Linked DNA regions of Homo sapiens: region 1 is linked to region 2. Evidence: chromatin loops called from intact Hi-C (ENCODE). Cell type or tissue: B cell. All regions are shown on one strand. Links, peaks and the distances in the headings refer to the core of each region. The heading gives the core; the rest is flanking DNA. Region 1 holds the start of EGFL7 (EGF like domain multiple 7). Region 2 holds the start of DIPK1B (divergent protein kinase domain 1B).

Evidence for each region. Peaks named below come from ENCODE experiments on the same cell type or tissue, not always from the same donor. Only the 100,000 strongest peaks of a DNase experiment are listed, where the experiment ranks them.
Region 1: a loop joins it to region 2, with 2.8 times the contacts of the local background. A loop is called at or near these places in 13 of 110 quality-filtered maps.

The regions. Positions count from the first base shown.
Region 1 is chr9:136,655,000-136,670,031 of GRCh38, reverse strand. EGFL7 (EGF like domain multiple 7) reads right to left here and starts at 7,116. Exons shown (of 11, transcript NM_016215.5): 1 at 6,924-7,116; 2 at 6,409-6,624; 3 at 5,247-5,340; 4 at 1,670-1,791; 5 at 1,359-1,475; 6 at 311-426; 7 at 23-118. The coding sequence starts at 1,749. LNCEGFL7OS (lncRNA EGFL7 opposite strand) reads left to right here and starts at 9,611. Exons shown (of 2, transcript NR_135132.1): 1 at 9,611-9,711. RefSeq lists enhancers at 1-97, 98-599, 14,306-14,930. In B cell, for the core only: a CTCF peak has its summit at 4,558 (motif pointing right); DNase peaks (open chromatin) are centred at 1,734, 3,341, 3,981, 4,651 and 2 weaker places; H3K4me3 peaks cover 458 bases; H3K27me3 peaks cover 5,290 bases.
Region 2 is chr9:136,703,512-136,718,543 of GRCh38, reverse strand. It overlaps DIPK1B (divergent protein kinase domain 1B), which reads right to left and starts at 5,972. Exons shown (of 5, transcript NM_152421.4): 1 at 5,816-5,972; 2 at 833-967. The coding sequence starts at 5,878. It overlaps LOC124900276 (cuticle collagen 2-like), which reads left to right. Exons shown (of 5, transcript XM_047424334.1): 5 at 1-1,262. RefSeq lists enhancers at 4,115-4,244, 4,385-5,309. In B cell, for the core only: no CTCF peak of the experiment used is centred there; DNase peaks (open chromatin) are centred at 5,326 and 6,463; H3K4me3 peaks cover 1,356 bases; H3K27ac peaks cover 544 bases; H3K27me3 peaks cover 3,924 bases.

The sequences.
Region 1 (15,032 bases), core at 369-8,368, 46 kb after region 2:
CCCAGGGTAGAGCCAGCCTCACCTGACTGGCAAGTGTCACCCCGCCATCCTGCAGGGCAGCGGCAGCGGCCAGGCTGGACACAGCTCCCTCCGTTCCGGCATGGCGGCTGGCATATTGCTGTGGGCGGGGGAGGCTGGTCACCAGCTCAGTTGGGTCCCCAGCACCCTGTGGGGGCAGCTGCTAGGGAGTGGGTGCTCTGCGGCAAGGTGGTGCTTTGCTCGGGGTTCAAGAAAAGCAGCAGGAGCGTTGCTGGAAGATTGGGGAACAGTCGCCCTCCTAACACCGGGCGCCGAGGGACATAGCCCTCACCTGCTCCACAGGCCCCAGGAAGCCCGCTGGTCCTCTTCCAGCCGGGGCAGCACGCGTAGCGAGGCCTGGCAGGGGCCAGCCCAGGGCTGCGGCGGTAGGCGGTCCTATAGATGGTTCTGTGGGGTGGGTGGGACAGCTCAGAGGGGCATCCTACTCCCCCTTAGTCACCTGCTGGGCATCTAGAGTCCCCTCTCAGAGTGCACAGGGTCACCCCAGCATGCCCCCAAGGGTCTTCTCCTCAAGGGATGGCACTGAGGGGTCACTGCACAGCCGTTTCCCTGCCTGGGCCTTCCGGTGCTGGCCGGGACTCAAGCCACAGCAGGAAGGCCCAGCCACACTCCGCATGGAGCAGAGGCAGTGGCCAGGCCTGTGTGTGCCCCCACCTATCTGGTCTCCTACTGTGGGGGCATCCAGGCCCAGAGGAGAGGGTGTGCCCGGCCTACGGCGAGTCACGGCAGAGTGTGGGCCCTGGGCATCGGAGCCCTTCTTAAACCTCCAGAAGTCTGAATTCCCAGGCCCCTCCCCCAGCAGGGGGTGGAGCTCCCACACCCAGGAAGGAGGACTCTGAGACTTAGGGGTGTGTGCCCCTTGTGTGGGCATACAGGACATTTCAGGGTCTCATCTGTGCCCACTGGGGGCCGTCATGTGGAGGGGGGTGCCCAGTGGAGTGGGACCAGGGGAGTCAGGCACCATTCTGTGTATATGGGAACTTGCAGCCAGGGATGCCAGGGTAGGGAGGGGTTAGTCCCCCGGAAGTGGAGGGGTGCAGACAGGATGGGTGACCCCTCTAAACATGGGGATGCTCTTAGAGGTGCGGTCCTTTGAGACGTGTCGGGGCAAGAGCAAGGATTAGGACACTGGAGGTGATCGTGGAACCCCTTGGCTCCGGCCGCCCTGGGTCGCCCATCTCAGGCAGCCCTCTCATGGCTCTGGCCTCAGTTTCCCATCTTGGGTCCCAGGATTCACCCCCGCCTCGCCCCTGACATGCTGATGTGTGGCCGACTTGGGAGGCTGGGGCTGGGTGAGCTCGGTGTGGTGGGGCACTCACCGGTAGGTGCTGCAGGCCCGGTGCCCGTCGCAGGTGGTGAGGAAGGGCTGGTACACACGCTGCACGAACGACTCGGAGACAGGGTCCCCGTGAGCCCGGACAGCACACACCCTACGGCTGCGGGGGTGGAGAGGGGGTCAGCCCAGGAGTCCCAGAGCAGGACCCAAGAATGATGGGAACATGTGGCCGGGGCAGGACCCTCAGCAGGAGCCCCCAGGGAGTCCCCGACAGGTGCTGAGGGCCGCCTCTAGGAGGTGCTGAGGGCTCCCGGTCCCCCCACCCCAGCACTCCCAGGCTAGGGCTTGGCTCACCCGGGCCGGTAGGCGTGCTCTGTGCCGCCCACTGCCAACACCAGAAGCCACATCAGCAGCACCTCCTGAGAGCCCCTCATGGCCTGTGCCTCCAGGCGGGGTGGCCTTCTCCTCTGGGTGGCCTGGGGCACAAAGCATGACCCCTAAGTCTCCCCGCAGATGCCCCCAGGACGCGGGTGCAGTTTGCACTTGCTCCGCGAGGCCTGCCCAGCTCATCTCCGCTGGAGCCTCCACCGGTGGGACAGCCCCACGGTGGCGCCCACTCTCTCCTCCGCTGGCCCCCTCTTCCAGCTAGCCAGACCCTCGCCAGGCACAAACAGCTGGGGCCACAGCCTGGGGGCACAGGGGGGGTGACGCTGTCCAGAGCTCTTGGTGCAGGAATCGAGTGGATCCTGCTGGGCATCTGCCCGAGGCTCCGGGAAGGATGGCTCCAGCTACGGGTGGCCGTTTCTCCTGTCCTGCCTGGTTCCAGGGCCCTCCTCACAGCAGGGCAGGGGTGAGTTTGCACCCCAGTCTATGCAAACGGGGTGTTCGTGGGCAGAGCTGGGATCCAGCCCCACCAGGGACCTGCCGGCCTCAGCCCTTCTGGAATTTGATTTCTCATCTGAGTGTGGAACCGGCCCCAGCAGGTGGGCCAGCAGCTGCAAGCCAGCAGGAACCGTGCGGAGGGTGCACACATTCTAAGACCACCAGAGGGGCGGCCTTCATTTTAGAGGGGGTCCTTCCCAGGCTGGGATATGTGTGCAATCAGCCTCCAGGGATCCTGGGACAGTGGCTGTGCCAGGTGCACACCTGGGGGTGAGGAGCAGCCCCCGACAGTGTCACCGGAACCGGAATCCAACCCCCTCCTGGCTGTGCAGCAGGAGCCAGGGGCCCGGGTGAGGCTTCCTGAGAGCATGAGAGCCCAGAATTAATGGTCTGTGGCAATGCCGGGGATGGGGATTCTGTCCTATGCGCAGCCAGGGGTCTGGAGACCTGGCGAGCCCCTGCCATGCTGCAGGGTCCCACCCAGGGCCTCTCACGGGTGCTTCCCAAAGGCTGGGTGGGTTCCTTCCGAGGCACTGCAGGGCCCTCCGCAGGGAAAGGCCAGGCTTCGGGTCGGGGCAGAGGCTGGGGTAAGGCTGTCCCTTCTCTGGGATTCAGTTTCCTCACACACTAGAATAGGGTCTCTGAGGCCCCTCCTCAGCTCTGACAGCCAGTCCTATAAATAGTCACACTGTCCTCAGTCGCTGCTGGCCAGCCCCACTGGGTGTGGAGCACGATCCCACACCTGCTTCCCACGGGCACTGCCAAGGCATCACCCGGTCCCAGCGGGGAGGGTGGCTGGGGGTCCTTCCTGGGCCTCCAGTCCTCTGTGCGCTGGAGAGAGGAGGGCAGGGCAGAGGCTGCCAACTAGGCAGAGGCTGCCCTGGGCAGCTGAGGGGTGGGGACTTAGCTTGGGGGCAGGGGGGGCATCACAGCAGTTTTTGGGCAGGAGTTTGTCGAGGGGGCAGAGCTGGCTGGAGATTAACTCTGGGGATGGGCCCTGGATGAAGGACACTGTTAGGGGCTGGGTCTGGTGCGACCTCAAGGCAAGACTCGAAGTCGGGGGACATTGGGGAGTGGGACCCGGGAAGGAAGAGGTAGGGCAGCGGCCCGGCGGCTTGATGTGGGCAGGGGGATGCCAGGGCGGGCCTGGGGGTAGGCGAATCTCCCAGACCTCATTGCCCCCCACACATATTGGCACAGCTCCCCCCCACAATTCCTGAGAGTCGCCTGGACAGGAAGCGGTGCTAAGTGGAGACTCAATTTTTGAAAGTCATGTTTTCCCGAGGCCAGAGGAAGCCCGTGGTGCTCTCCGAGCCGGTGCTGCAAGCCCCATTTCCCCGGGGGGGGCCACGGCCTCGACCCAGGGGTGCCGGGCGGGGAGGGGGCGGCGGCGCCAGGTGGACCAGCAGTCCGGTCCCCGTGCCCCCAGCGCCCACGGGCTCCCTCCCCACCTGCCCGGCAGCAGCCCCGCAGCCCCCACCCGCGAGAGGCCGGGTCCGCAGAGGGAGGGGCCTGGCTGCGCCGCAGGCACTGGCGGACCCCTCGCGGCGGGAGCAGGGCTGGGGACCGCGGGGCCCACGAGGGAGGGCGCAGAGGCGGAGCGAGACGGACCTGCCCGCCGCCCCCTCCCAGCCGCGCTGCTGGCTCCGGGGTTCGCGGGGGGCGGAGCAGGCGGCACAGGCTGGGCCCCGAGGCGCTGAGTCGCGCCGGGTCGGACGAGGGGCCGCGGCGACCCCGGCCCTCCCCGCCGCGCCGCCCGCCCGCCCGCCGCCGGCAGGGGGAGCCGGTTCCCGGGGCCGCTGGGCCCATTCTCCCGGCCCGGCCCGACCCAGCCGCGGGCGCCCCGGCCCGCTCCGCCCCCGGCCCCAGCGGTCGCGCTGCCTCGTCCCGGAGCCGCCCCCAGCTCCGCGCGCGGCCAGGTTCCCCGCCCCCGGGGGCTCCGCGGGTCCCGCCCTCGACCCAGCCCGGGCGGCGACCGGACCCCGACCCCGGCGCGCCCCGCTCGCTCCGCACTCACCGCCGGATCCGGGGCGCGCACGCGCCGCCGCCACTGCCGCCCGAGCCCGCGCCGTGGGGGCCCCGAGCCCCGCCCCGCCCCGCCCCCGGCCCCGCCCCACCTGGCGGCCCCGCCCCGCCCCCATTGCGCAGACGGGGAAACTGAGGCCCCGCGGCGGACGAGCTGCCCCCGGGCGGGCAGTGACTCTGCTGGAACCCGGGGCTGACGCAAACGCGCCTCTGAGCCGCGGCCCGCCAGCACCCCCTCCGGGAATCCTGGGGCCCGAGTCCCCGCGGCAGGGCGCTCGCTGCGCGGTCGCTGGGGACGCACGACCAAGCCCGGCCGCCAGGAGCCAGGAGAGGCCGCCCAGGGCGCCCACACTGACGGGGCTGCGGGCCCTTTGCTAGCTTTCAAGCCCCCCAGGCTGAAAACCACCCCGGGACGCCCATCTCAGCCGCTGGGGGGCCGCGCGGTAGGCGCCCGGCGCAGGTTAGCACTGAGCTGGGTCCTGCAGCCTCGCAGGCAGTGGGCATCATGACCGTCCCCACCGCAGGCCCAGAGACCCAGATCTCCTCTGAGACCACATGGCAGAGCCCAGGCCTGCCTCCTAGCCTTAGCGTGTTAGGTTGGGGGCCCCTGCGCCGGCCCCCACCTGGCCCTCTCTCAGGCATCAGGCACCCTCACCGGGGTCACTGGGTCACTGCTGAGTTCAGCACAGTCAGGGCCATCGCAGAACACTCCTCCCAGCGAATCCACAGGCCCCCAGAGAGTCTCCTCACACCAGAGGTCCCTGGGCTGGTCACCTCTCTTCTCCAGGCCTCCATTTCCAAATTTATAAGATGGGGCTAAACAGCCCTGGGATCTAGTGACGGTGAGGTCGTGGCCACACAACAATTGTTACAGCTGTTACTGCGGGCGCGGCACGTGGGGCTCGGGCCAGCCCAATTCAGCAGCCCCTCAGACCCCAGCCGGAGCCAGCGCCCTGTGTCATAACCCGCGTGGGCGCCGGTGTGAGAAGTGTTCCCTCGGAGCAAGGGGTTTGCTGGGACTCACCTGGCGGAGGAGAATCAGTCATCCCCCGGACAGGGGCAGGAGCTGCTCCTCCGGGTGGTGGGGGCCACCTGTGCCTCCCCGGTCCTGGGGGCTGCTGGTTGGAGAGGAGTTGTGGGTTAGTGCCTATGCACAGTCCTGGTCACCCTGATGTCTGGGGGCTGGGAAGGGGCCCGGGACCAGCTTTCGGTGCTGCTGTGGGACCTCCGCCTGCACTAGGCCTACAGGCCCCTGTCCTGCACCTACCCCGACCCCATCCTGTCCTGAGCTGATTGTCCTCTCGGATCCGCAGCCCCTGGCCTCAGTAAAATGGGGTTATTGCCTCCAGCCCTGGACTCCCTGGCATGGGGATGGGAGGCTGCTGTGAGTGGAGCTGGAGGTCTCTCCATGTAACCCAGGGTGCTGGGCAAGGGGCCTGCAGATGGGTCCGAGAGGGCCACCAGCTTGGTCCTACCTTGGTGCATGGGAGCTGGAGGAAGGGAGGGGCCCAGGTCCCTGGAGAGGAGTCCCCAAAATGAGGCCGCCCCACCCTGCAATCCAGTGGCCACTGCTCTGGACCAGGGGCCCTGGAAGCCCCTGGCACGTGGTCCAAGGGACGACCAGAGCAGCTGCTGTCAGGGGGCGTTCCTCATCTGACTGGGGAGTCCTAGGCCTCCTGGCGCCCTGAGCCCACGCAGGGCAGCTCTTACCTAGCCCCCAGCAGTGAAGTGTTCAGAGTGGGGCCTAGGGGGCCTCTGGGTGGGAGAGCCACCGCCACCCTCCCTGTCCCCTGCCCCTGGCCTCATCTCTGGATCTGCGGTCACTTAACCCTTTGACCTGCCTCCCCACCTCTCCTGCCTGAGTCTGGAAGAGGCGATGGAGCAGAAAGGGCAGCTCCAGGGCTGCCCCGACTCAGCCCTCGCTGCCCCCATCCTGGCTAGGCACCATTTGGAAAGTGGGGGTTCTCAGACAGGCTTCTTGGTGTGGACGTATGAGACAAAAAGTGGGGCCTTCTAGGACCCACTGTGGTTTTGGGGGCTTTGGGATGGGGCTTCAGCCACTCTGCATGAGGCTGGGGAGAGGGAGAACAAGGGCGTCTCCAGGGTCCAAGGGGGGCCCACAGAGTCACCCATTTGCCCACCGCACCCAGCAAGTCATCCCTAAGCCCGAGCCCCACGTCCCGCACCCTGGATTCACACTGCTCATCCTGGCTACAGATGTGGCTTTGGGGTTCCTCTCCCTCGGGGCCAGTTCCCCTCCCCGGGCCCCCGTTGGGTTGCTCATCCACTGCTAGGGAGAAGATGAGGAGACCTCAGCCCTCGGGACACCGCAGGGCGTAGCGCGAAGCCCCTCACAGCGGGCCCAGCCAAGCTGAACTTTGCTGCCAACCACAGGGGCTGCTCTGCGGAGGGAGAGAAAGGCCAGAGGGTGGGGTTCAGGGGAAGGGCGACTGGGGGTGAAGTGTTGGAGTCAGCAGACTGGATTGGGATCTACGCTGGGCCACCCACTAGCAGGCGTTTGGCCAAGGGGCCTCAGTGGCCTCCTCTGTGCAGAAGGGGAGGAGACTGGGACCCCTCCCCTGTGACCTCGCTGGGGAGCAGATTGCGGAGCAGCCAGCAGGCGCCACGGTCAGCGGGAGTGAGGGGAATGGGGGGCCCGCCCTGTCCGCTCCCTGCCCCTCCGAGGCCACCCCTGCCATACCTGATGCTGCTGGAGCCCAGGCGTGGCCATGGTGGCCGCTGCTGTGTCCTGGGACTGGAGATGGACCCTAGCCCTTGCTGGGGCCTCAGGCCCACTGGCCGCCTGGAGGCACCTCCTGAGGCCCACCTGCCTGGCCTGTCCACAGGAGCCTCCCTTGCAGCCGTGCAGGGCCAGCTTGGTGCAGGGAGGCTCCCCCCGGGCGAGGAAGGGCGGCTTTTTATGCTCCGTCCTGGGTAATCGGGATTGGGATGGGCCCTTCCCAGCCGGACTTCCTGTGTGTGTTCTCCGCTGATAACGGGGACGTGTCGTCGGACAAACAGGAGGCTGAGGGGGGTGGGGGCCACCGTGTGAGGGGGCCTGGACAAACTGCCCAGGGGTGGGGAAGCCGTCCCCTGGGCCATCAGAGTCTAGCCCCAAAACAGCCAGAAACCAGGGCTGGACCCTGCTGGAGACCCTGGGGAGAGTGTGGGGTGGAGGACGCAAGCCCAGGGCCCTCCCAGGACCGTGGGTTCACAGGCCATGCTCACGTGTGGCTGGACAGAAGGGAGCTGCTGCATCTTTGGGCCAAGGATGCTGGGCCCTCCCCCAGGACACCCCCAGATGTGTGTGACACAGCACGGGAGCTTGGAGGGGCCCCAGGCCAAGGCAGGGACCAGCCACACAGGAGCCTTGACCAGTGAGGGATGGCGAGTGGCGAGGCCCGGCAGGAAGGGACTGGGGTGGCAAGACAGGCTGAGCGGTCCGAGAACAGCCTGTTCCGTGGGTCCCTGAGGCCCATGGTGAGGGGGTGACGGGAGGGGACAAGCATGGAGTCCAAGCTCTCTCCCCTAAAAGAGCTGCCAGTGAGGCTGTGAGCCCCTGCCCTGGAGATGGGCAAGCAGGCCCAATGCCCTCAGCCCCACTTCACAGGGGTGCTCTGGGCTGGCAGCAGGCTGCGGCCGGGGGTGTGGGGAGGGATGCGGGACACTGTGGGTGATCACAGGGGGTGCTCTGTCAGATTCCCGGCGTCCCAGCCTCCAGGTCTGACCCTCATCTTCCCTGTTCACACGGCAGTGGGAGCCTCAGGCCGAGCGAGCCACTGTGGCAAAGGTGGGCTGGGTGGGAGGGGACACGGTGCCGAAGGGAGCTGGGTGGCTTTGGAGGGCACGCCTGGAACCCCAGGAGAGCAGGGCCTCTCCCAACCCCGCTGTCCGTGGGGTGTGAGCCCTGCTTTGGGGTCAGCCCCTGTCGGCCTGATGCCTGGGACACCCCCATTTCCCTGGCCCTGGGCGGTCAGTGTGCCCCCACCTCTCCAGCCCCACTCAGCTGGGCAACTTGAGCCAAGGGAGGCTGGGGCAGCTGGGGAAATTCCCCACGGGACTTTGGAGGGCAGGTGGAAACCTCACCCACACGCGATGCGCCTCCCCCTCAAGCAGGAACCAGCTCCCCTCTACCCACGGCCAGGGGAAGGGTCTGCTCTGGGCGCCAGGCTGTGGTCAGGGCTCAGGGCCTCAGCCAGGCAGGACCTCACTCTTCTCCGGGCCTGTTTCTGCACCTGCTTCATGGTCACTGAGCTGGTTTAAGGGGGCGCTCCTGGCACCCAGGCACCGCTGGTCTGAGCGGGAGGGGCCTCTTTCCAGAGGTGGCCCCTGCCCTGAGGTTGGAGCAGATAGGCAGAACCCCATTTCCCCACCTCCTCCACACTAGGCCACCCTGGGATCTGGCCCTTACCCTACTGGCTGCACCCTCAGCCGCCCTGTGCCTCCCTCGGCCCCCTGGCTCTCCCACCCAGGGGCTCATCCTGCCCTGGCCAGCCTGTCCCTCCAGCTGTCAGGAGGGGGTTGCAGTGAAGAACAAGTTGGCAGCAGGCCGGGCCCAGTCCCCCAGGCTGTCACCCAGGAGTCCAGTGCCAGGAGGACAGCCTGGGGAGGACCCAGACTCTGCCCTCGCCCCTGGCTGTAAGCACAGCAGTCAGTTCACCGGGAAGGCCCCCAGCGGGCCAAGCCTTAGCAACTCGTGCACTCGGCTACTTAGCTACTCCACCGTATAGGGGCCCAGTAGGCTTGTGCCCCCATCCCAGGAGGTGCCCTCTTGCCCTCTGCCTGCATCCCTGCGGCCTGCCCCCTCCTCCCCCACCTGCATGCCCCTGGATCTGCCCTGGCCTCCTGGTGGAAGGACCCACAAGCATGGGGTGGGCTAGATCCAGCCCTTTCTGTGTACAGAGGGGGAAACTGAGGCCCAGAGGGAGAAGTGACCGGCCCAGGTGAGCCTGGAGGCCGGACAGGGCTGGGATGCTCGGCACAGGAGGCTGCCTCACCCTTCCTTCCTCTTCTTGGGGAGCCCCATGTCCCCCACCCCAGCTTGTCCTATGTCCCAACCTGGAGCAGCCCCTGTCATCAGACCTATCCGGCCAGGGGACAGCTCGGGGCAGGAATAGCTAAGTAGCCGAGTGCACGAGTTGCTAAGGCTTGGCCCGCTGGGGGCCTTCCCGGTGAACTGACTGCTGTGCTTACAGGCAAGGGGCGAGGGCAGAGTCTGCGTCCTCCCCAGGCTGTCCTCCTGGCACTGGACTCCTGGGTGACAGCCTGGGGGGCTGGGCACCGCCTGCTGCCAACTTGTTCTTCACTGCAACCCCCTCCTGATAAGCTCTGCCCTGCCCCCAGCCCCTCCCCAGGCCAAGACTAGACCCTCCCCAAGGGAAGGAGGCCTGGGCTCAGGCCCAGAGTGCCAGCTTTGCCCTATCCCATAGCCTGGAGCCACCACAGGAGGGGCACTCCACTCTCTTGGGCTCCTGGAGCCTCAGAGGCAGGTACAGGAGGTGGGCTGCGGCCTTGCCCTAATGTCGGGGGCCCAGCGGGGACAGGAGGGGCGGGGGGTTGGCAGGGGACAGACATGGGTTCTTGGACGCCAGAGGGTACTGGGGGTCCAGGGGGTTGGGGCTGCCCCCGGGTTCTGGTATGGGTGGAGCACACTCTGTGCCCAAGGCCCAGGGGCTCAGCAAGGGGCAGGCGGGCCCCTCCCTCACCCTCCGGTCCTTGGAGGTGCCCCCTTCCCTGCCCTGGCCGCTCTGGTGGTGTGTGTTTGGGATCATGGCACAGACCTTCAGCAGGGAATCATTTTGGGAGTCAGCAGTGCCTCCTGCCCAGGCTCCAGCCCCACAGAAGCCAGGCCGGGCCCCACGCCTGGCCTCCTCCCCTCACCTCAGGGGCCCAGCACAGAGGGGGAGACCTGGTGGGAGAGTGTGGCCACCCCAAGGCCTGCGCCTGTCCTCATCTGGGCACTGGAAGGTCTGGAGCCCAGGGCTTCACCCTGCCTGGGGTGGTGTCAGAGGTGGAGGCCCGGCAGGGGCAGGAAGCTGGAGCTCTGGTCCCAGCTTTGTGCCCCACACAGGCCTCAGTTTCCCCATTGTCTCTCTTGTCAGCAGGGCCATGTTGTCCAGTGGCCTTCCAGCCACCTGGGAATGTTCTGAGGTTAGTTATAAGGGGAAGGGCTGCCTTACCTTCCCAGAGCGTGCTGGCTGGGCAGAGAGGCGTGGAGGGGCCTGGCAGAGCCCCCCGGGCCCTCCCGGGCCTCCCGGACCCCTCACCAGGGTGCTTTTGGCCTCTGAAGCCCCAGGAGAGGGCAGACTAAGCCCCTGGCAGAGGCCAGCCTGGGCATCTCAGGTGGCGCGAGACAGAGGGGCACCAGGCGCGGCCGCGGGAGCCGGGCTGCAGGAGGTGCAGGAGGAGGGAGTGAAGCAGAGTGCGGGAGGGATGGGGCTTCCTGTTTACCCCGAGCGCCCCCCGGCCTCGGACGGGCTGGCTCTGTCAGCCACGGATGTGGTGGAACCTTCCCATCAGAGGACGTCCCGGACCCGACGGGGGCTGGAGGGAGCTGCCAGGCAGGGGTGCCTGCGGGCAGAGGAGCCGTCTGCTCCCGAGCGAGGGTTTGGGCAGGGAGAAGTGAGGGTCCCCAGCCTTTCCTCTCACCTCTCCCTGCCTGCTCCGGCCCCTGACCCACGTCCCAGAGCGACACCCTCTGAGTTGAGGGGCTTCCATTTTCAGAGGAGGCAGCTGGCTCACAGGTGGAAGCCGCTTGTTCAAGGGTGGAAAACGGAGGCCCAGGACTGGAGTCCGGGCGCCTGAGCCTCGGGGGTCGCCCGGGGGACCCCTCGCCCTTCCCCTGGCCGCTCCCGTCTCCCTTCCTGGGGCTGCCCACTGCTCCAGCTGATGGCGTGGAGGAGTCCATGGCCTTGTGGGCTGGCTTCTTGGCAGGTCCCCACCGGCTTTGCATCTGAGTGTCCCCTTCTCCTGACATTGCCCCTACCCTGGTCCGGTCCACCCCGCTTCCTGCCTGGATAACAGTCGCCCCTCCTCGGCCTTGCTGGGCGCCGCTGCCCTTCACACCCAGTGCTCAGGGAGTTTCGCGGAGGGACACATCGGGTTGTGTGACCTCCTCCTAAGGCGCCACCACACTCAGCACAAAGTCCAGTCCTGCCGGTGCTCCATGCCCCTGCCCGGGTGCGCGCTCCACAGGGCAGGGACCCGGACCTGGAAGAGGTGACTTGGAGCAGGTGCGCAGAAAGTGCGGAGTCCCCCACTGCGCCGGGCGTGTCACCCGTTGGTGGCCTGGCAAACTTGAACTGCAGCGAGACGTGGGCTTAGAGATGGGAAAGTGAACCTGAGAGGGGCCGGCAGCCCGGGCAGGAGACACAGCCCCTTGGCCACACCCCAGGGGACCGGCATGCCCCACTGCTGGCAGCAGGTGATGGGAGCATCCCTGGGAGAACAGACTCCCCCCAGTTCTGCACACACTGCTGGTGCCTTGGAGCTCTTACCAGCCTGGGGGCTTAGCTTTGAACATCTTCGTGTTATCTTTTGGCAGACGTGAAGATAAATGCAGTTCCCTTAGGCTGTCCCTGGGGGGTCCCCAGTCCCAGGAGGGGCAGGAAGCCAGGGAATGCCCTGCAGTTCTCAGGTCCCCTGCCAGCAGTGCAGGAGCATTTGGCCGCCCCACACCCTTGTCAGCACTTGCTGTTGTCTGTCTTTTTCATTTTAGCCATTCTGATGATTTTGCAGTGGTATTGCTGTATTGTTATTTTTGTTCATGTAGGAAGGTGAAGAAAATCTTATTTTTTAAACGGCAGAATCCGTCCCTAGGGAGAGACTTGCTTCACAGGGGAGACACCTGGCTGGGGTGAGAGCGCAGTGTGGGCTCAGGGGGCTGTGTGCTGCAGGCTCCGTGGATGTCCCCAGCAGCACCCAGGGAGTCTGGAGGGGAGGAGAGAGAAGAGGCCTCCACTGTGGAGTGAGCCTGGGAGAGGGGTCCCCAGATGGACACTGGGTGCTGCCTGGCAGCTCACGAGGTGGGCACTGGTGGTCTGACTTGAGAAAGCCTTGTGGAGCAGCGTGAGCCCCAGATGGAGCCCCTAGTGTGTGGGGCACCCCTCCCCTGGGGATGCCTGTGCTTCTGGGGTCTGTGGGCTTCTGGGAAGGGTGTGGGGGGTCCCTCCCTGGAGGCTTCATCCCTGTCTCTCTTGCGGGGTTGTCATAGAGCTCCAGTAGAGTCAGGGACCATGGGTGCCCTGAAGGCTTCTCTGCCTCAGTTTCCCCTCGTGTCAGACCAGGGCATGGAGGGTCTTCGGAGCCCTGGGGAGGGTCCCGGGGTCTCCAGTTCCCAGTCATGGGGCAGACAGTTTGTGCCTGGGTCCTTCCCAGGAGGGAGGAAGGAGGGGTCCGTAGCTTCCAGCAGATTCTTGAAGGAGGGTCATGTGACCCTCGAGTGAGTTCAGAGTCCCCACCCAATGCAGCTGCCAGGGCCTCGCGTGTCCCTTCGGGGTCCTCAGCGCCACGAACGGGGCTGGTCCCAGTGTCCAGCTTCTGGGATCCCGCTCCTGCAGGCCCTGGAGACTGCTTCCCACCCCTGCTGAGGTTCCCATGGGGCTGAGGAAGGGGGACTTGCCGGCCCCCTGAGGCTGCCCTCACGCCTGGCGCCAGTACATGGCACAGAAGTCCCACTCGGTGGGCTGTGATTTGCCCAGGCCCGACAGATGGGGCAGCCGTTAACGTCAAGAGGAAAAAGCACTTCATCTCCCGCGACGGAAGGAGAAGTTCCCGAGAGCTCAGGGCCTGTGGGGCAGCCAGTTGAGGTGGCGGCAGTTCAGCAGCCCGGCCCCCAGCTGGAGCCGCCCTGTCCTCTCCCCACCTGCCCGCCTGGGGAGATCTGGGGGCCGCCCTGTCCTCTCCCCGCCTGCCCGTGTGGGGAGAGCTGGGGACCAGGCGCTCCAAGCTTTTAGGGGAGAAAATAGCGGGAGAGACGGTGTACGCCTGTGAGCAGGTGCTGCGTTCGGGTGTCTCCTCCTGGGGCCGTTGCCCTGGCCCTGCGAAGTGGAGGCAATGATCTGACCCCATCTACAGATGAGGAAACTGAGGCCCCATGGGAGTGGCTGCTCAAGCTCCCAGGGCCTTCCCCGGCAGGGCTGGACTGGAACCCAGAGCCACAGGGACCCCAGTCTCCGCAAGGCACAGTGGTGGGGGGCCCCTCCCCTGGGGATGCCCGTGTGTCTGGGGTCTGTGGGCTTCTGGGAAGGGTGTGAGGGTCCCTCCCTGGAGGCTTCATCCCTGTCTCTCTTGCGGGGTTGTCATAGAGCTCCGGTAGGGTCAGGGACCATAGGTGCCCTGAAAGCTTGTCTGCCTCAGTTTCCCCACGTGTCAGATCAGGGCGTGGAGGGTCTTGGGAGTCCTGGGGAGGGTGCCGGGGTCTCCCTGTTCCCAGTCACAGTGCACACAGTTTATGCCTGGGCCCTTCCCTGGTGGGGAGGGAGGAGGGGTCCATAGCTTCCAGCAGATTCTCGAAGGAGGGTCAACAGAGCCCCATGCAGGTGGCCCTGGGCTTCCTCCAGTCCCCGAGTCCACACTCCTCAGCACCAAGGCTGCCGTCATATTATCACTATTATTTAATACCCTTAAAAAATGTAAAGAGAGAAAGGGAAAAAAAGGCATCTGCCTGGTCAGGAATCTCTGTTTCCTCTCAGCCAGGAAACAGGAAGTGAGTGTTCGGGGAGATTGGGAACCAGCCCTCGAGAACAATAGAGCCCCCCCAGAGCCCCCCAGAGGGGAAGGGGAACTGCGTCAAGGGGTGGGGGCTGCCGGAAGCCTGACCTCTGCCCCGCCAAGCGCAGAGGGGGCCTGAGGCATAAATTTAGTCTCCTTTTCCTGATGAAAGGCTCAGATGCCCTACTGCTGGGGCTGGGGGGAGGGCAAGGCTGGCCTGGGTCCCTGGGGCCTTAGGGACCATCTAACTGTGCCCTCCTTTCACCTATGGGTAAACTGAGGCCCAAAGAGGGGAAGAGCCCTGTCTGGGGGACTGAGGGTGCCGAGCTCCCGTGGCTGTCTCGTTGGGGCTGCAGGCTTTGCTCGGCTTAACACCTGCTGGACCTGGGCACCCCCTCACGTCCCTGAATAAACATAGCGGGTTCTGGTGGAGGCGGGAGGGCAGTGCGGGCCCCTGCAGCCAGCCCTGGCCATTCCTGCCAGCCGTGTGACCCCAGGCAACGCCTCACCTCTCGAGCCTGGCTTTCCCAAGTCACCCTGGCCCGGAGCAGCCTGAGAGGCAAGGCTGCCACCAGCCCGTGCTCCCTCCAGCCCTGCCAGGTGTGCGTCCCCACCTTAGCACCTTGCAGTCTCCACCCCAGCACCCTGTCCTGCATCTCTCCACACCAGCACCCTGCACCCCTGCATCCTAGCGCCCTGTCCTGCATGTCTCCACACCAGCTCCCTGTCCTGCTCTGGGGGGCGGCTCCTTCACTCCCCACTAGTGCCCTAGGGTGACTGTGTGAAGGTGGTCCGGGCCCTTCCCCAGGCAGGGAGGGGACACGGGGCAGGTCCCTCCCCAGGCCCTGGCCATGACTCTGCATCAGGCAGGACACCCCCATGCCTATATCCTTGCTGCTGCCACTGGCCACCATCCTGGCCCAGGTGACACCAACTGGACTCTCAGCCGGGATGCTGCAAACCCGCCCAGCACCATCAGGCCTCTTGGGGGGGACTGCAGCTTCCTGAGCCACCCCTGCCTGGGCAATGACTGGAAACTCCTCTCTCAGGCTGCCCGGCAGACCCCCACACTGCCGGGATGGGGAGGGCTGCTCTGCCT
Region 2 (15,032 bases), core at 2,813-10,812:
GGTTTGCCAGGAAGACAGAGCTGGGATGACCTCCCCTCTGAGCTAGTCACAGGGTGTGGAGAGGGGCAGGGGGTCACCTTGGTGTGCACTCATGTGGACACGTTTGCTCCCAGACACACACATGCTCACATACGCCAGGGGACTTAGCCCTATCTCCCTGAGGTGGAGGCTGTGGAGGACCTTGCCCTGCCACCTGCCTCAGGGGACCCCTGGTCCCAGGGGGGCTAGCGAGGCCACTAAGGCCAGCACACGGGGGTCTCTATCCCGGACCAGTGAGGCCAGCACACGGGGGTCTCTATCCCGGACCAGTGAGGCCAGCACACAGTGGTCTCTATCCTGGACCAGTGAGGCCAGCACACGGTGGTCTCTATCCCAGGCCAGTGAGGCCAGCACACGGGGGTCGCTATCCTGGACCAGTGAGGCCAGCACACGGGGGTCTCTATCCCATCCAGTGAGGACACCACACGGGGGTCTCTATCCCGGAGCAGTGAGGCCAGCTGCCCACCCCAGGCTTCCTGCTAAACATCCTCCCTCCCAAAGATTTCTGGAGTCTGCCCTGCCTTCTGCCCCCAGCCCCCACGTCTCCCCCATCCTCCTCTGGACCCCCATCCTCCACACCCAGCCTGAGGCAGCCCCGCACGTCTCCCCCGTCCTCCCCTGGACCCCTGTCCTCCACACCCAGCCTGAGGCAGCTTTGCAGATTCCACCTAGAAACCCACGTGCCTCGTGGGCCCTGGGTCTGGGGAGGAAGGTGTCTCCAGGGCCTGGTGCCCCAGCATCTTGGGCAGCAGGGGGCACGGCCCAGTCCCCAGCCCGCACAAGCAACACTTACAATGACCACCTGGCAGACATGGCCGCGACAGCGCTCCGAGTAGGACGAGTAGTGCACGTACACCAGCCAGCTGCCTGCAAAGACGCCCAGCCAGGCCAGGAAGATGCAGCGGACCCTGAGGCCTGGGAGCCGGCCCTGTGGGGGAAGGGGCTGCGTGAGGAGGTGCCCTCGGGGCACCCAGGCTCAGGGTGCTCTCAACCCCACTTCCCACAGGAAGGGCCTCCGGATCCACCCCAGCCTTCCCCTGCCATCCCCTTGGCCCCCTGGCACCCCCGTCTTCTAGAATCACCCCCAGCTCAGCGACACCCACTCCTGGCTCTGCCTCTCCAGGGTCACATACCAGGGGCTGCAGGGGCCGGAGGTGGGGGCAGGCGCTGCCCAGACTTTTCAGTGTTATGGGCAGGTACAAATAAATGTCAAAACCAGGGGACTACAGGGTGGCCGATTCTTTCCTCTGCTGAATGAAATTTTTTTTTTTTTTTTGAGAGGGAGTCTTACTCTGTAGCCCAGGCTGGAGTGCAGTGGCGCGATCTCGGCTCACTGCAACCTCTGCCTCCCGGGTTCAAGTGATTCTCCTGCGTCAGCCTCCCGAGTAACTGGGACTACAGGCATGCACCACCACGACCAGCTAATTTTTGTATTTTTAGTAGAGACGGGGTTTCACCATGTTGACTAGGCTGGTCTTGAACTCCGGACCTCAGGTGATCTACCTGCCTTGGCCTCCCAAAGTGCTGGGATTACAGGTGTGAGCCACTGTGCCTGGCCGAATGAAGATATTTTTACAAACCCTTCCTATCCTGATCTCATTTCATAACATCGTCACCTCCGCACAAGGCCAGGTGAGCGCGCCCACCGCGAGAGACACTGCCCCTATTTTTCCCACCGTCCACCGTAATGCAGATTGGTGGGAAGTTCCGGCCGGACCAGACCCACAAGGAGAACCAGGTTTGGAGAACGGGGCCCTAGGAGCCCAACGCAGCCACATCCTGGAAGCCTTTAAGAGACGCAGGCGGGCCGGGCATGGTGGCTCACCCTGTAAACCCAGCACTCGGGGAGGCTGAGGCGGGCAGATTGCTTGAGCCCAGGAGTTTGAGACCATCCTGGGCAACATAGGGAAACCCCGCCTCTACAAAAATACAAAAATTAGCTGGGTGCGGTGGCTCACCCTGTGATCCCAGCTCTTTGGGAGGCTGAGGTGGGTGGCTTGCTTGAGCTCAGGAGTTCGAGACCAGCCTGGGCAACATGGCAAAACCCCATCTCTACTAAAAATACAAAAATTAGCTGGACATGGTGACTCACGCCTGTAGTCCCAGCTACTTGGGAGGCTGAGGCTGGAGGATTGATTGAACCCGGGAGGTTGAAGCTGCAGTGAGCTGTGACCCCACGCTACACTCCAGCCTGGGTGAGAAAGCGAGACCCTGTCTCAAAAAAAAAAAAAAAAAAAAAAGACACAGACTCAGACACCGATGTTCACAACAGCCCAGGGGTGGGCAGTCCTTAAGTTCACAGCCGGGGGATGGAAGAGCAGCTGCGTCTATCCTATCCACACTGCGGAGTGACTGTGTCCTGAGAAGGAAGGAGATCTGATGTCCACCCAGAAGGGAGGAGCCCCAGGACAAGAGGCTCAGTGAAACGAGCCCGTCACCAAAGCACAAATCCTGCAGGACCCACTTACACGAGGTCCCCAGAGTCGCCAAAACCATAGAGACAGGAAGGAGAGTAGAGGGAGCCGCGGGCTGGGAAGGGACTGGGAGTGTGCGTTTGATGCAGACAGAGCTTCAGTTTGGGAAGGCGGAGAGCTCTGCGGACAGAGGGAGGTGACCACTAAACTGTGCCCTTAAACAGGGTTAAGATGATACACTTTATGCCATGTGTATCTTACCGCAGTTAAAAATTAAGGTCGGGCGTGGTGGCTCACCCCTGTAATCCCAGAACTTTGGGAGGCCGAGGCAGGCAGATCACCTGAGGTCGGGAGTTGGAGACCAGCCTGACCAACAGGGAGGAACGCCATCCCTACTAAAAATACAAAATTAGCCAGGCATGGTGGCGCATGCCTGTAATCCCAGCTACTTGGGAGACTGAGGCAGGAGAATCGCTTGAACCCGGGAGGCAGAGGTTGTGGTGAGCTGAGATGGCGCCATTGCACTCCAGCCTGGGCGACAGAGTGAGGCTCCGTCTCAAAAAAAAAAAAAAAGTAAGCAGGCAGCCCCTGGCCCCTGCCTAAAGCTCTGACCCAGATGTCTGGGAGCCGGCTTTTAGGGAGGGCTCCAGGTCACTCTGCCATCCTCAGTCCCTCTGCCTTGGTTTCCCTACCGGCCTGAGGAGGCTCAGGCACCGGCTCTAGGGTGCAGGCCTCCAAGCTGGGCTTCCAAGGGTGACAGCCAGGGACAGCTGCATGCCACCTTCCCTCTCCCCAGCCCCCTAGCAAATTTCAGGCCTCTCAGGCACTGGCCAGCAGAGGGGACTTGCCCTACACAGGGGTTCAGACATCCCTGACCTGCAGCTGAAGGGTGAAGGGCCCAGGCTTGGGGGCCAGCTTCCCCTCAGAGAGGCCCCACTGCTGGCTCCAAGCACTCCCTGTGGCCTCCTGTCCACCTGCGGCCAGGGAGAGGCTGCCCTGGGCACATCCTCCTCCCGGCAGCGCCTGGCCACACCCCCACCTGCCCAAGCCAGAGCCCCCATCAGAGGTCGTGGGCTGCAGCCCGGCTTAGGCCGTGAGCAGGGGACTCCTCCCTAAAATGGGGCCACCAGCTCCTCAACGAGGACAAGGCACAGCCCAGGCAGCTGAGGTCGTTTTTTCTGGTTCTTTCAGGATGGGTGGGCCCTGGTCTCCTGCTTCCCCGGCATCCACTCACGGATGGCCGCCCCAGGCAGGGCTACAGAGGGAGGACCCCCAGCAGCTGGGGAAGGGCCCAGACCTCCAGTAGCAGTGGGGTCCTGGGGGTCCTGGAGCAGAGGGCGTGGCTCCGGTGTGGGGAGCCCTCCAGGCCCAGGTTGGTCTCCGCCCCCTCAGACCACTTGTCCTGGGCACTGAATCTGTTTCCGGCAGACTTGCTCAAGATGAAAAACAGGAAAGCAGAGAAACAATGGGGGGTGGGTGTTGTTCTGGCAGGATAAGGTCGGATGGCTCCGTCTGGGGTGAACGTGCCCAAGGCAGGGCCATGCAGGGAGGCCCAGCATGGGCGGGGCCTCGGAGGACAGCCAGGAGGAGGGAGGCTGCAGCTGGCCTCGGGCCTAGGGCTGACCCCAGCTGGGGACAGTGACACCAAGCTAGGGACTTACCCAGTTCTGCTCCCCAGAGCCCCGACTGGGCTTGGGCCAGGGCCTATTTCCGCCTGGCCAGCTCTGGTTCATCCCCCAGCTCTTTCGTTGTTGTTGTTCTTTTGAGACAGGGTCTTGCTGTGTTGCCCAGGCTGGAGTGCAGTGGTCCAGTCACAGCTCACTGCAGCCTCGAACTCCCAGCTTCAAGTGACCCTCCCATTAAGGCCTGGCATTACAGGCAGGAGCCACCTTGCCCAGCTCTCCCCTAGGTCTTGATCTTCCCCAGCTGCCATCCCTGACCCTGCTGTGGATCCTGGGGTCCCAAGCAGCTGCTCTGCAAGGCCCCCACAGTGCTCCCTGGCCCACCCTGGCTCCCGGGCCTGGCACAGATGGACGGGCAAAGCTTGAGTGTGGAGGTGGCCCCACCATCCAGGACCTGGGCTGGGGCTTTGCAGGGGCAGGTGGGGACCAGCTCCCGGTGTAGCCACTTGGAGGATAGGGAAGGTCACCCAGGGGATGGGAACAGCACAGTGGTCCTCAGCCCAGCAGGCTCAGACCGTGGGCCAGGAGCCCCACAGCACTAACCCAGAAAAGCAGTTCACAAGGCCAGGAAACTGAGGCCCTCGCCACTAGAGGGGCAGGCTGGGCTCCCACCAGGGCTCTGGCCCCGAGCCAGCCACCCTGGGAGCAGCCAACACCCCTCTGCTGCCATTCCTGGGCGGAGCTCCAAGCATCAGCATCTCTTCTGCAGCTGCTGGTCGAGGCCTTTCCTCGGGGGAGGGGACCACTGTGCACCCCACCTCCCAGCGACTGGGGTGGTCCTCAGACCCCTTAGCTCTCACCCTGCCCCAAGGCTGAGCCGGGACCACCACAACCTGAAGCCCCAAGTGGGCACAGAGGGTCTCGCTGCAATCTGTGGGTTGCCAGGTTCCATACGCTCTTCCCAGAAGGGGAGCTGAGGCCAGCCAGGCCCTGAGCTCAGGCAGGACGCAGGCAGGGTTCCTCCTGCTGACCCAGGACCACCCTGCGGGGGCCGGGGAGATACAGGCAAATCTGACCAGGACTGGCGCCTCCGGCAGATGGCTGGGGTCCTGGAGGGTCTGGGAGGGCATCCCATCCGAGGCCGGGCCCCGGATGATTGGAGCCTGATGGGCCTGGCCTGCATCTCCCCAAAGCAGAAGGTGAAAGGGCTCCTGGCAGCTGGAACCCAAGGCGGCCCGGGCCTCCCCTGCGGACCCGGCCAGGCCCCTGGAGGGGACGGTGGTTCAAGGTCATCCCGGGGTCAGGGCAGGGTCCCCGCGCTACGGCTGGCTGATGGGATGAAGGGGCAGGGGGCGGGGAGGTCATGTCCTTGCCAGGGCGTTTCTGTGCGTCCCAAGTTTTCTACCGCAGAATAACACACCTCATTTTTTAAGTGGAGAAAAGAAGAAAGGACTTCGGTGTGGTTTCTGGGCCTGGGGGGCAGGGACCGCCTGCAGGTCGGGGCGAGGGCCTCCAGGCCGCAGCATCCCCGCGCCCGGACCCTCCTGTCGCCGCCACCGCCCCTCCCCCAGCGTCCCGTCCTTCCGGAGCCACTCGCCCCCTCCCCGCTGCCCACCCCGGGCTCATGAACCCTTCGTGTCCGAACCCGGGGCCCCGCTCCGTACTCGGCCCACTCCGGGGCTGGAGCTCGGCCTCCCCAGGCAGAGGCGGCCGGGGGCGGCGGGCGCGCACCGCGCTTACCTGCAGGCGCTTGGAGAAGGGGCAGAAGAGCACCAGGTGCGCCAGGCGCCGCAGCCGCCGCATGGTGGGCTCCGGCCGGGGCTGCGCGGGCCCCGCGGCTCGCTCGGCCTCAGCCCCGGCCCGGCCCGGCCCGCAGCGGCCGCCGCTCCCTCGCCATGCGGGCCGCGCGCCCCCGGGCCCGCGTTAAAGGCGAGGGCGCGCGCCTTTCTGTCGGCCGACGGCGGCGCGGCGGGGGCGCGCGGGGGAGGGTCGCGGCGGAGGCGCGCGGGGGCGGGGCTTGGCGCGCGGCCCGCCTTCGACCCCCGGCTCGGCTGAGGAGGGGGCGGGCACCGAGGCCCCGCCCACCCGCAGACCCCGCCCCTCATGCAACGGTGCTGCGGGAGGGGCTGGGGGCGCGCGGGATGGGCCGGGAGGCGGAGCCGGGGCCGGGGGCGCGCCTGTCGGGCTCCTGGGCGTCTCGGGGGCTCTTCCCACGCTGGAGAGAGGCCCCGTGCGCTACGCAGGCTGCGGGGTTCAGGGCTCCCCACGCGCGCCCCCGGTTCGAGGCCGCAGAGCCAGGGCTGGTCCTTCCCCTGGGTCCTCAGGATGGGGTCAGACGCGCGGAGCCCTGGGCTGGCCGAGCCTGCAGCCCGCCCCGGGGTCCGACCCTTCCCTCCTGGCTGAGACCCCGCGCCTTGGCCACTCGCCGGGAGGACACTTCCTTCGCCTCCGCGTGGGGTGCTCGGGGATGAGCCGTTGCCGCCTCCATAGGCAGGTTCCGTGTGAACAGAAGCTTTCATTGCACTTCGGTAAACACCTGGGGGGGCTGAGTTGGACGGTGAGGGATGTGGGGCGCAGCCAGCAGCTGCCAAGACTCGCTCCCTCCCCGCGGCCGCCGGCGCTTCCAGCTGCTCCGCATCCCGGGCGGCTCTTGCTATCGGCAGGTTTTTACATTTTAGCCATTTCCCTGGTGGTGGCGTCTCGCTGGGGCTGTGGTTCGCGTGTTTAACACACTTTCTGCGTGTTCAGTTACCACCTGTGTATCTTCTCCAAAGTCTATTCAAGTTTTTGACCATTAATAAAAATCACGTTGTTTCTTTATTATTAAGTTTTGAGACTTATTTACATTTTGGTTTTAATTTTTAATATCTAGAATGAGACTGGGTCTCAGTGTTTTGCCCAGGCTGGTCTCGAACTCCTGGGCTCAAGGGATCATCCTGCCTTGGCCTCCCAAAGTGCTGGGATTACAGGCATGAGTCACCTGGTGCCCAGCCAAGACTTTTTTTTTTTTTTTTTTTTGAGAGGGAGTCTTGCTATGTTGCCCAGGCCGGAGTGGTCTCAAACTCCTGGCCTCAAGTGATCCACCTGCCTCAGCCTCCTAAAGTGCTGGGATTACAGGCGTGAGTCACCATGCCTGGTCCGAGACTTCTTTATATCTTCTGGATATCTGCCCATTATTACACATGTGATTTGCAAAGATTTTTCTCCCAGTCTGTGGCTTTCTTTTCATTCTCTTAACAGTTTCTTTCTTTTCTTTTCCTTTTTTTTTTTTTTTTTTTTGACGGAGTTTCACTCTTGTAGCCCAGGCTGGAGTTCAGTGGCGCGATCTCAGCTCACTGCAACCTCCGCCACCCAGGTTCAAGAGATTCTCCTGCCTCAGCCTCCCAAGTAGCTGGAACTATAGGTGCAAGCCACCATGCCCGGCTAATTTTTGTATTTTTAGTAGAGACGGGGTTTCACTATGTTGGCCAGGATCACTCCTGACCTCATGATCCGCCTGGCTTGGCCTCCCAAAGTGCTGGCATTACAGGCATGAGCCACCGTGCCTGGCCACACCAGGCTAATTTTTTAATGTTTTGTAGAGATGGGGTTTTGCCATGTTGCCCAGGCTGGTCTTGAACTTTTGGGCTCAAGCGATCCTCCCACCTTGGCTTCCCAAAGCTCTGGGATTCTGGGCGTGAGTGAGCCACTGCCACCAGCCCGGATCGTGCTCTGAGTGTGTCATCTCTAAGAAATTTTTGCCTAACCGAAGGTCACAAAGGTTTTCTGTGCTTTCTTCTAGAAGTTGTATAGTATTCGGCTTCATATTTAAGTCAATGACCCAATTCCAGTTAACTTTTGTGTATTGTGCAGGGTGTGGATCAGAGGGTTTTCAGTTTGGGGCTTGGGGGTTTTGTTAGCATTTTTTGCACATGGACATCCAATCCTTCTGGCATCATCTGTTGAAAGGATGAGCCCCTCCCCACAGAATTGCATGGCAGGGAGTTAAACAGAGAGGGACAAGGCCAGGGGGCAATGGGGTCAGGGTTCTATGCCAGGTATAGAAAGGAGGGGTGGGCCTGGGGGTGTGGCAGTGGCCTAGGCCAGCGACCTGGATGGACAGGGCTGGAGGCAACGTGAGGAAGGGGAGAGGGGCCAGTGGGAGAAAGTAGCAGGCAGACCCTCCCAGTCTCAGTGACCCCCAAGGTAGCCGTAGCCCAGGCTGGGAAGAGGGACTGCCATGTCCCCAAGTGACCTTTCCTCTCTCCCTCGATCCAAGCACTGTCTCTCTGCCAGCGAGGGTCCCGGAGCCCAAGAAAGGGAAGAGCAGTACGAGAGGGTGGGACACAGAGCACAAGCACCAAGAGGCCAACACGTAGGCTTCTCCCGGCCTGGAGGGAGGCCTTGCCATGTTTACAGCTGGGAGAGCATGTGCTTCCCTGCATGGCCTGTCCTCCTCCTGCAGGAGGGCTGTCCCAGGGCCAGGGGGAGTGGGTGCAGGGCAGTGGTGGTCGGTCCGGCCTGCAGGGAGCTCAGCTGGAGGGTGCAGGAGCCCACACCTTCCGTCAATGTGAGCCAGGCCAAGACCGCGGCCAAGAAAGTTCTGGAGGGTCTCCCGAGGAGGGCTTCCTGGGGGAGGGGCGCAGGAGAGCGTGATCCGTGGGTCAGGATCTGGGGAAGGTGTGGGCCATGAGAAGGATGAGCGCAGCCTCAGTGCCACTCCCAGGCTGCCAGGAGGGAGATGGCCCGCCCTGGGAGGAGTGCCTGGTGAGCGCATAGCCGGCCCTGGGTGACCCTGTCCCCGAGATCTTCCAAAAAGGCATTTCCCAGCAGGGCCCGCGGGACGCGGTGCTCCCTCCAGGCAGGGACCAGTGACCACGTTCTCCTTTGCATCTGCAGGCCTGGCCCAGAACCTGCACACTGTCCGTGGCCACTAGCCCATCAAGTGTTCATGGAATGGGCACTGGCCGGGTTCCAGTTCAGTTTGAATGGGTCTAGTTCTCGTTTTGGGGCCCTTGTTTCTACGCCACCAATGGGTGACATCCACCTGCCTGGAACATGAATGGGGCAGAGGACCCGGGAGGTGCTGACTGGTATCTCAGGTGTGGGGGCGGGAACTGGGCCGTGCCTTGCTGTTTCTAGGGCCTTTCGTGGCCTGAGGCCCTGAGCTCAAACCCTGGCCAGGGCAAACGACAGGTAAACGAAAGGTCCACTGCACAGACACAGACGCAGAGACACAGGATCACACACACCTTCGGGGCAGGCTCCGGGGACAATTCTGAAAGTGGAGGACCTTCCTGCCCTGTCTTTCCTTCCCATTCGTCCTGAGGCCTGGGAGTTTCCTCCCCAAGCAGGGGGCCCATTGCTCTCCCTGCCCTGCTGCAAAACTGGCATGTCCCATTCCAACTGCTATAACTGCGTCTCTTCCCCAGGCATCCCCTACTCACACCCAGACCTTTTTTTTGAGATAGAGTCTCGCTCCGTTGCCCAGGTTGGAGTGCAGTGGGGCAATCTCAGCTCACTGCAAGCTCCGCCTCCTGGGTTCACGCCTTTCTCCTGCCTCAGCCTCCCGAGTAGCTGGGACTACAGGCGCCTGCCACGGCGCCCAGCTAATTTTTTGTATTTTTAGTAGAGACGGAGTTTCACTGTGTTAGCCAGGATGGTCTCGATCTCCTGACCTCGTGATCCGCCCGCTTCGGCCTCCCAAAGTGCTGGGATTACAGGCGTGAGCCACCACGCCTGGCCTTTTTTTGTATTTTTAGTAGAGACGTGCTGAGACCAGCTCAGTCAGGGAGACCCTATCCGAGCGGCGTTAGAGGAATTAAAGACACACACAGAGAAATATAGAGGTGTGAAATAGGAAATCGGGTCTCACAGCCTTCAGAGCTGAGAGCCTCGAACAGAGATTTACCCACGTATTTATTGACAGCAAGCCGGTGAGCACACCAGGTGAGCAGCCGTTTAGGGGGCCCTGGTGGATCGAGGGCCCTGGAGAGCCACGAGCTTTCCCTCAGACGGTGGAGTGCGGCGCGTCAAGTTTCCCCCAAAGGGAGAGCTGCCACTTCCGATGAGAAGCTGACATATCACCGGGGACCCGCCCGCTGCTGTTGAATACAGAGTCTTCTGTTTGCAAAGAGAAGCTCTAGGGCCCTCCTTCCTTGTGGTGGTTGTGTCTGAGTTGAAAACCCTCCGAATGGGACTGTCAGGCTCCAGTCACAAGGCCTCCGTGGTCAGGTGGTTCACTGGGACAAGAGCTCGTTGTAAGCTAATTTTGCTTTTTGAAAACAAGGGGTGAACCTAGTAGTCGTGTCAGAGAGTCAGTGAATCCACCACCCCAAGGGGCACATCTGGGCAGAGGCTGTTTTCTTTCTCTGGAGTTTCCAGATAACGGGATCGTCAGCCACAGGGACTTGTCGTTCAAAGGGATCACAGGGCTGTGAGGCCCCAGCGGGAGAGAGAGTGGCCTGTGGCTCACGGGGCGGCAGCTGGAATAGCCTGTTGGTTCAGGCCCTGACGTAAGCAGGCTGATTTGTGGGTTCACTAATTTATTTTATTTATATTATTATTTTTTTGATACCAAGTCTTACTCTGTTGCCCAGGCTGGAATGTAGTGGTGTGATCTCGGCTCACTGCAACCTCCACCTCCCAGGTGCAAGCGATTCTCCTGCCTCGGCCTCCCGAGTAGCTGGGATTACGGGCACACACCACCACGTCTGGCTAATTTTTATATTTTTAGTAGAGACAGGGTTTTGCTATGTTGGCCAGGCTGGTCTCAAATTCCTGACCTCAGGTGGTCCACCCCCCTCGGCCTCCCAAAGTTCTGGGATTACCGGCGTGAGCCACCTCGCCCGACCTGGATTCACTAATTTAAGAAGCCAAGTCGAATGCCCAAATGAAGCACATCCTGTCTCCAACACCCACACAGTCCAATCAAGTGCTGGGTTGTCCTTTTGGGTGAGATGAGGGAGCAAAGAGACAACAGGTTTTCCTTGACTGGCTGAGGCAGTGAGTGCTGTGGACCCACCTCCACCTACCTCATCCCAAGAAACTCCACCTGGTGAGGCAGCCACTGGACGCTGTTGATGTTTTGCCTGCCTCTGTGGACAGGGAGGTATGAGAGTACCCCCGTCTAGTTGTCTAGTTCTAGAGACCCAAGGCTTCTGAGCTGCCAACCTGCAGGACATCATCTGTATCATGGCACCTGTGGACATCAGAAGTCCTAACCTGCCCACAGGTGGCCAGTGGCGGGGCGTGTACGGGGAACACACCTAAGTGTATTGGAGACCTGGCCATGTGAATGCAAGCTGGTCTTGCTCCTCCCCTGCCAGTGGTGTGGCAAAAAGGCATTGGCAGGATCCAAGACAGTGTACCAAGTACCCGGAGCCCACGTGATGGGCTCGGTATGGTCACAGTGTGTAGGACAGCTAGGGCTCTGGGAGCAATGGCTGACTTCTGTTGGTGGTAATCCACTGTCAGCCACCAGCAGCTCTTACCTGCTCCACTGGCCACTCAGGGATGTTGTGTTGCCATATTTCATCTCTTTTTTTTTTTTTTGACACGGAGTGTCACCCAGTGATTGTCACCCAGGCTGGAGTGCAGTGGCGTGATCTCGGCTCACTGCAGCCTCTGCCTCCTGGGTTCACATGATTCTCCTGCCTCAGCCTCGCGAGTAGCTGGAACTATAGGGGCCCGCCACTATGCCCAGCTAATTTTTGTAGTTTTAGTAGAGACTGGGTTTCTCCATGTTGGCCAGGCTGGTCTTGAACTCCTGACCTCAGATGATTCACCCGCCTCGGCTTCCCAAAGTGCTGGGATTAGAAGCTTGAGCCACCACGACCAGCCTTTATTTTTTTGAGGCAGACTCTCACCCTGTTGTCCAGGCTGGAGTGCAGTGGCACGATCTCGGCTCACTGCAACCTCCACCTCCCGGGTTCAAGTGATGGGTTCAAGGGATTCTTATGCCTCAGCCTCCCGAATAGCTGGGACTATAGGTGCCCGCCACCACACCTGGCTAATTTTTTTGTATTTTTAGTAGAGACGGGGTTTCACCATGTTGACCAGGCTGGTCTCTAACTCCTGGTGTCAAGTGATCTACCGGCCTCAGTCTCTCAAAGTGCTGGGATTACAGGCGTGAGCCACCACGCCCAGCCCCATATTTCATCTCTTAGTCCCCCTACTGCCCTTAATCCCTCAATCAAACCTCTGATGCGCCTTTTTCCCTCTGGGATTCTGTACCGCTTCTGGGATTCTGTACCCGCCCTGAAAGCGGGTTGCAGAGAGATTCACACATCCCACTGGCCCTTCTCTGCATTCAGTGCTTGCCAATAGGGAGAGTCCCCTCTGGCACGTACAGGATGGAAGTATGGGGATGAAACACAGCTCCTACGCGGCAACACACACATAGAAGCATCAAAAACAGGGCATCGAATTGGCCCAAAATGCCACACCCACAAGATCACATCAGCCTTCACTCCCCATTTCAAACCGTGCACAAATCCGGTGAGCGGAATCCAGAGAACTTTTCCTTCCACTGGTCCAAACAGGAGAGTGATGTGGGCTACTCATATCCGACAGAGCCATAAAGTTTGAGTTCTTCTTCTCCTCCAAGTTCTCCAGCACACTTGGATGGTGCCCACGGCCTGGGAACCTCTAATCATCTTTCTTCCTAACGTAAGTGGAGGGGGGTGAGAGGTGGAAGGAGGAAGTCCATGAACAAGGTTCTGCGTTTATTTTCAGGCAGCGTGGCAACGGCTCATGACTCAGCCAGGGACTGTTCCATGATTTTCAATCCATCCAATGCTCCGTACCAGGCAGTGAGCTTCTCACAGCTGACCCATCTACTTCAGTTTTGGGAGCCCCATGGCTTAGTAGCCATTGCCATGTTGTTTTCAGCTGGATCTGTGGAGTTTGCACCATTTGGCCAACTCGAGCTTGGTGTCCCAGTGGCAATCTTATTTGAGGATTCTTCCTACTTTAGACAAAATAGATGTAACAGAGTTGATTTGAGCATTAAAGGAGGCATGAATCAGGCAGCACTCAAAGGTGGAAGAGGCTCTGGGAGCTCTGTCTTAGCAGTGTGAGCAGCAGGCTTTTACAGGCTGAATGTGGAAGTGAAGTACGGAAATAACTCAAGGCCAGGCTAGGCACCGTGGCTCACACCTGTAATCCCAGCAGTTTGGGAGGCCGAGGCAGGCAGATCACATGAGGTCAGGAGTTCAAGACCAGCCTGGCCAACATGGTGAAACCCCGTCTTTACTAAAAATACAAAAATTAGCTGGGCATGGTGGTGTGCACCTGTAATCCCAGCTAATCGGGAGGCTGAGGCAGGAGAATCGCTTGAACCCAGGAGGCGGAGGTTGCAGTGAGCCGAGATCACACCACTGCACTCCAGCCTGAGCAACAGAGCATGACTCTGTCTCAAAAAAAAAAAAAAAAAAGAAAAAGAAAAAAAAAAGAAAAGAAATAACTCAAGACCTTTGCCTTATTTGGGTGTGGTCTGATTGGTTGGCTGCCCGTGATTGATTGGTTGAAACCTGGCTATCTGTTAACAAACTACTGAATAAAGTTGTTGTTGGTTAGTGGGAACTCCCAGTACAGAGACGGCCTCAGGCAATGACTGCTCCTTATTTTGCTTTAAACAACTTTAATCTAGCCGGGCAGGGCATGGTGGCTCACGCCTGTAATCCCAGCCTTTTGGGAGGCCGAGGCGGGCAGATCACCTGAGGTCAGGAGTTCCAGACCAGCCTGGCCACCATGGTGAAAGTCCTTCTCTACCAAAAATACAGAAATTAGCCACGCATGGTGGCAGGTGCATGTAGTCCCAGCTACTCGGGAGGCTGAGGCAGAAGAATCGCTTGAACCTGGGAAGCAGGGGTTGCAGTGAGTCAAGATCGTGTCACTGCACTCCAGCCTGGGTGACAAGAGCAAAACTCATCTCAAAATAAATAAATAGATAAATATAAATAAATAAAATTCAGTGGTGCCTCTTCCTCCTGCTCCAGCCACGTAGGACACACCTGTGTCCCCTTCACCTTCTGCCACGATGATGTTTCCTGAGGCCTCCCCAAAAGCAGAAGCCGCTATGCTTTCTGTACAGTCTGAGGAACTGTGGGCCAATTCAACCTCTTTTCTTTCTAAATTACCCAGTCTCAGGTATTTCTTTGTACCCATGTGAGAATGGACTAATATAGATGGTTTTGGGAGGTGGTGCCTTTGGGAGGTGACAAGGTCATAAGGGTGGAGTTCTCATGAATGAGATCAGGGCCTTTATAAAGGAGACCCCTGGCCGGGCACGGGGCCTCAAGCCTGTAATCCCAGCACTTTGGGAGGCCGAGGCAGGTGAATCACCTGAGGTCAGGAGTTCGAGATCGGCCTGGCCAACATGGTGAAACCCCGTCTCTACTAAAAATACAAAAATCAGCCTGGGGTGGTGGCGGGCACCTGTAATCCCAGCTACTCGGGAGGCTGGGGCAGGAGAGTCACTTGAACCCGGGAGGCGGAGGTTGCAGTGAGCCAAGATTGCGCCATTACACTCCAACCTGGGCAACAAGAGCGAAACTCCATCTCAAAAAAAAAAAAGAAGAGACCCCCACCCCGGCTGCCAGGAGACCCCTGACTGCATTCACCACGTGACGTCTATCAGGAGGCGGGCGCTCACCAGACACGGAATCTGCCTGCACCTCGATATTGGACTTTCTGGCCTCCATCACTGTGAGAAATGCATTTCCATTGTTTGTAAGCCACCTGGCTTGTGGTGTTTTGTCAAAGCTGACTAGGACAGTCACTTTCCCTTCACCAGGACTGCAAACCCCGTGTCTCAACTGTGGCTTCCTGTGAGTTTGTCTGTCAGCAAAACCTCCTGAAATGGGCCAGAGCCCCCCTTAGAGCAGCAGGACATGCCACAGACTTCAGAGACCTTTCACTGTGCCCCCAGGACAGATCTAGAGTTGGCTGGAAAGGTGCAGGAGCAGCTGGGCCA